Linked DNA regions of Homo sapiens: region 2 is linked to region 1. The links are chromatin loops, found by intact Hi-C in ENCODE. Cell type or tissue: HCT116. All regions are shown on one strand. Each heading gives the region's core, and the rest is flanking DNA. Links, peaks and the distances in the headings are about the cores only.

Region 1 (2,919 bases), core at 281-2,780:
GGCGATAGAGTGAGACTCAGTCTCAAAATAAGTAAATAAAATAAAAATTAAAAGGCAGTTTACAAGATGGTATTTATAATTCCGTTTTTGTTTGTTTTAGAGACAAGGGCTCACTATGTTATTCAGGCTGGTCTTGAACTACTGGCCTGAAGAGATCCTTCTGCCTCAGCTATCCAAGTAGCTGGGATTACAGGTGAGAATCACTGTGCCTGGTTCAAAACTCTACTTTTTTAAAACAAAAAAAGGCTGGAAGTTTGGGCATGGTGGCATGCACCAACAGGCCCAGCTACTTGGCAGTCTGAGATGAGAAGATTATTTAAAACCCAGGAGTTCGAGGCCAGCCTGGAGAACATAGAGAGACCGTCTTTTAAAAAAACAAAAAATATAGACAAAAATAAAAATTTTAAAAACTATGTGAAAAAATAGTAATGATGATCGATAATGATATTATAGTTGATTTTTATTTTCTCCTTTATACAATTTGGTATTTTCCGCCTTATTGCAATGAGTATCTATTACCCTTAAAAATCAGGAAAAAATAAGAAAACTTTAATCTTGTAAAAACAAATGGATATAAATCCATCCTAAGATGACCATGTAAGTACTAAAGGGCTTACATTGTTAAACAAGCATTCATATTATTACTCAACAAGATTCTCTACTTCAGGTATGCAAAATCCAACATAACACTATACGACCTCAGGAAAGGCCAAAAGACTCCCTTTATGTCAGTTCATATAATACATACAGGCATGAGAAGATATAAAAGATGTGAGATATGGCAAGGTTTCTCTTCAAATAGCCTGCTCAGCTACTTATTCTCTAATTCCAGGTACCCCCTGCCTTTCTTCTCCTTTTTTCTTCTTTCTGATTTTACTACATGCCCAGGCATGCCACAGCCCCAGCTCACATTCCTTTCCTTATTTAGGAAAAGACTGGCTCTCTAGTCCTCTGTAGATGACCCCTTCCTCCTCTCCCCTCTCTCCCATCATGCGCCCACCTTATCTAAGAAAGTTTAAATGTTTAGCCAATTGGGTCTAGTTTAGATTGTGCAGTCCGACCCCAGCCAATGGGGAAAGGGCACGAGGGCAGGAGTCACATTAGGAATAAAAGCTTCTACTCTACTTTCTTCAGTGTGCTCTCATGACAAGCAGCCCTGTAAGAAGCACCCTACTGCGCAAAAGTAAATTTGCTTTGCTGAGAAATCCTTTGTTTGAGTACTCGTCTTTCTTTACGACTTCAAGCTTTCTTTCTAACAATTCTGGGGGCTTGTCGGGGATTCCCATTCTCCTTCAAGAAGAGGTCTTCAGTCACCCCACCCAGGGGGAGACGTGTCCCACTGTCGCATTGCAGTGGCCTCAGGGATGGGAGACTGAGACCCACCCATTGTGACAAACAAATCCAAGCTCTCAGCAATGGGGAAAGGAGAGGCTTACAACACCGCGGCGACCAAGTAACTCTGTGCACAGACCAAGGTGAAAAACGGTACAAGAACAACAAAGTATTTCCTAGGTGGTCAGGGTATCTTGGAGGATAAAAGTGTATGTAGATGATGTTAACACTACTGCTGTGTGGATTGAGTGGGTCCTATCTGCACGGTCCCGTGGTCACCTCATGTGGCAGATCCTGCCATTTCCCACAAGGGAAGCAGCCAGAGTGGAAAAAGCGAAAGAAGGATGCAAGGAGCCTCCAACAGGTGGGGCTAAAGGATAGGCAAGAAATCTCTAATACGAGGGACTGAGCCTTAACAATGCCTATGGAAATCGATAGGCAAGAAATCTCTAATATGAGGGATTGAGCCTCAGAGCCTCAGTGAGCTTCTGAAAGGACGGAGGGCGAGAAATCTCTAGTAGGAGAGGTTGAGAAGCTCCAGGGAAAGGCCTATTTCAGTTAGACACCATCCCAAACCTCCAAGATGGGAAATGTTTCACGTAAGACAGGAAAAATAAACAGCCAAGCGCGTGATGAAATTCCTCCTGATAGTCCCTTGGGACTTATGTTAAAATATTGGAAAGATAATGAAAGAACTAAACATAAAAGAAAAGAGCAAATGATACAATATTGTTGTTTTATTTGGACTGAAGGCCCATCCTCAAACCCTCAGTTTTCCGGCCAAAATTTGGTTCCAATGAAGAGTGGATTTGTCAGCTCTTAATCGAACATGTTAATGACAAAAGCCCTGTCTCCCAAAAGGAAACAGACTATGCTCTTTTTTGGAGGCAAGAACCTGTCCTCCTTTACCCTTTAAAAACCAGAGGGAACAAGCCAGAAACCAACTCCTCTAAAAGAGAAAGAGTCCCTGTTCCTAAACAACCCACACCCACCAACACATGGGATCCTCTGGATCATCTTCCTCTGCTCAGTGCCCCTGACCCTCCCCCTCAGGCAGCTGCTGCCGCCTCAGGTCTCATTCCAGATCCTTTCCCTGCTCACGTTATTCCTCCTCCTTATAACCCTGACTTTGGGAATTATCATCCCATGAGCCTGTCCCCTCCCAGCCTATTAAGTACCCCTCCCTGAAAGGACTTCAACGTGAGATAGAACAATGTAAAAAGGATATCCAAAATTTCCCATTTCCCTCCACACCTAAGGAGTCAGCCCCGACTCTCTTCCCCTTAAAAGAGGTTCCACAAGGAGGGGGAGCCATTGGCTTTGTAAATATTCCCTTGACCAGTTCAGAGGTGCAAAGTTTGAAAAAAGAGCTTCAGCTCCTGTTGGATGACCCTTATGGGGTGGCTGATTAAGTTGATCAATTCTTAGGACCTCAATTATATACCTGGGTCGAGTTAATATCCATCCCAGGCATCCTCTTTTCGGAGGAGAAAAAAAGCATAACCGTAGGGCTGCTATGGCAATTTGGAAACGTGAATACTCTCCTGGTCAGAATGTCCCTACCGCGGACCAAAAATTTCCCGCTTA
Region 2 (2,919 bases), core at 267-2,766, 250 kb after region 1:
GCAAAAAAAAAAAAATAATCATATGGAAACAGTGTCCATTTTTAACAGTGACTGTCTGCCTCACCACCTTTGTGGCAATAAGGTAGATATAAACAAATTGATTTTTGAGAAAATGAGACCAACTCACCAAATATTTAATTTATATATATACACACACATGCATACAGCTACAAAAACTATAACTGAATACCAATAACTAAATATGACTTGTCCATGTGGATACTGTGCCTAAGTGTCTTATCAAACAATGGAACATACAAGAAAAATTGAAAGTAGAGTGCTTTTTGAGTAAAAGAGGGTTAGACATGAGGACACTGCCTTATATCTTTGAATATCTTATATCTCTTTGTGTCTTTGAAGATTTGTTTTTGTATTATACTATTAATGGAAAGAGTAGAACAGAAAGGGGAATATGACCCAAGTTTATTCTTCCTTGCTCAGAGTGAGGAAATAGCAGCTTTCAAAAGGTAAAAGCCAAAGAATTTGAAATAGGTGGAACAAAAAAGATTGATGATTGGAATAAATGGAGATTTCCTTAATTTTTTATTCAGCAGATATTTGCCAATGGCCTATTATGAACCGTACCCTAAAAGCTTCACAAAGGAAAAGTGAATGGGCAGACGGGAATTTGATGTTTCTAAAAGACATGTGTGACCTGATGTGGAATTAATATACCAATATGTGAAATTTCCAGAAAGTAAGAGAATGTAAGTGGGGAGTGAGGAGTAAAGGTGAGTAAAGGTGTGTGGTAAATGAGATGGGGGTGGGGGGGAATGACAGTTCCAGAAACCATATGGGAAGAGAATATGAAATGCAGAAATGTTTTAGATAAAAATGTCATGAGCATTGGCAAAATAATTAGAAGCTGGGCTGCCAGAAAGCAATGGAAAAGAATATGATTAACATAAAAATGTATTGACAGGCTTGAAGGAGTTATTGTGATGATCACACCTGGAATTAAGGCACCATGGAGGAGCTAACTGGAATGAGACTGCAGAGATACAATGGGCACAATACAGTATGTATTGTAATGAAGGAGGAAGCACACGTTTATTTTTGGTAAGAAAAGAGCATGACTCTTACTTGCTGTAAACAGGAGAACTTGAACATACAGAAGGTGAAGAGGAAAGGAACCAACATTTTTTGGCCTTACTGTCTTTAAGCCACTTGACATAGGTCATCTCGTTAAGCATAACAGCTCTAGGATATTATACCCATTTTGCATAAGAAAAAAACCAAAGCTCAGAAATTGTAAGTAATTGGCCAAGATCACACAGCTAGTAAGTGGCAGTGCTGGAATTCCAACTCAGGTGCACCTGCTTTAAAAGTAAGCAAGGGTGTAGCAGTCAAGATCAGACCAGGAGACCAAAACCACACCGATTCATTTTACTAAATTGAATATTAAAAATTGCACTAAAGGTGTTAATGAACTGAAAATGCAAAAAGTGAACATTAAGATAATCACAGATGTGGCAGCTTCGGGAAGCAGTGACAAGGCATTGGGTTGGGGGAACAAATGTCTGCGAGGAGGTTGAAATCGTCAAACCTAGGAGCTTGGAGGAAAGGCCCCCTGGGGCTGGAACCCAGAACTCTGGGGAAGATGCACTCCTTGCTGGTGCTGGTGTCTACGAGAGCGTGAGTCGAGGCTGTTTTGTAATTGCAGGAAAAACTACAAACTGGAATCAAATCCTGCTACAGGAGCAAGTTGCTGCTGCCAGGGTGAAGAAACGCTGCTGGGGTGATGCCCATAGCAACATGACGCCGACAGGACAGGCAAGTCCCTTCCACCCTCCGGCTTCCCTTAGTGCCCCCTGTTGGCTGAGTCTAACAAAGCAGCTGGCAAGGTGGTTCTCAGAATTCCTGCCCCATCACAAAGCCCAGCACAGAAGGGTGGGTCTGAAGCGGGATATGTAGCTTGATGATTGGAACAAAGAACAGAGGCTAAGGAAAACAGTTTCGTTATCTCCCCCATAACAGTTCAGAAGAGTTTTATGCTTAACAGAAGGAAAGACAGATTTTAATATTGGCTTTGGAGGAAGGGACATAAACAAGTTACGTTTCACTGATTTCTGCAAATTCGTGCAAAATTAAAACTACAGAATACATTGGAAAGAAATATACCTTTAGAATCTCCAAGTACATAGAGAACTGCTTTACTTAGGCGTTACATAAATACAAACGCATATTAATTACCCTGTTCAGTGAGGTAGAAAAAAGACAATTAATTGTTTAGCTGCTGAAGATTCTTTATTATTAGGACAGAAGGACAATTAGCTTTAAAAGCATTGCTCAGAACATGTATTTTTTTTTCCCCAAATGTTGCTTTTTTTTTTTTTTTTTTCCGAAACAGAACAAACCAAGCCCTTTCCCGCAAGAACTACATTGTGAAGAAAGCAAATGCTAAGTAGGAATTAGAAAAAAGAAAACATGCCTAAAGCCCATGGGAATGACAATTCCTGGTTAACTGTAAAAAATGGGGAATGTAATTGAGACAGATGACCAGATTTAGGAAAAATAAACCTCACCATTAAAATCTAATTAAATATTTACATTTCAGCATTAAGTTTCTTCTCAAAAGTTTTGTGAGCAGCGGGGTGACAGTGAAGATTATTGACTATAATTTGCCGAAGTTTTTTAAACTAAATTAGTTTTGTGCAATGTATGGAAGGTTTACTCAGCCGCACTTATCCAGCGGCTGCTTTATTATTCTTTTAAAGTGAATCATTTATAACTGTTCTCAGAGATCTTTTATCAGCTACTTATCTCCTTCAACTGGACTTGTGATGCCAAGGGATAAAATGAATTGCTGGCTAATATTGTGAGAATTAATCAGACCACAACAGCAGGAGAGTAATGACTTACTTACAGTCAGATATTTGCATTTGGCAGTAAAATCACAACAAAAATATAAGGATGTTT

Evidence for each region. A loop is a pair of places that touch in the nucleus more often than their neighbours do. Peaks named below come from ENCODE experiments on the same cell type or tissue, not always from the same donor. Only the 100,000 strongest peaks of a DNase experiment are listed, where the experiment ranks them.
Region 2: a loop joins it to region 1, with 5 times the contacts of the local background. A loop is called at or near these places in 1 of 110 quality-filtered maps.

What each region holds. Positions count from the first base shown.
Region 1 is chr9:26,974,612-26,977,530 of GRCh38, reverse strand. The region is part of intron 2 of IFT74 (intraflagellar transport 74); the gene reads right to left. Among named protein-coding and RNA genes, the nearest start is that of IFT74, 20 kb to the right of the region's middle. RefSeq lists an enhancer at 1,333-1,903. In HCT116, for the core only: a CTCF peak has its summit at 1,714; a DNase peak (open chromatin) is centred at 1,680; H3K27ac peaks cover 1,216 bases.
Region 2 is chr9:26,722,576-26,725,494 of GRCh38, reverse strand. LOC105376000 (a long non-coding RNA gene) reads left to right here and starts at 552. Exons shown (of 4, transcript XR_001746638.2): 1 at 552-731; 2 at 923-1,059; 3 at 1,664-2,919. In HCT116, for the core only: a CTCF peak has its summit at 1,825 (motif pointing left); a DNase peak (open chromatin) is centred at 1,824.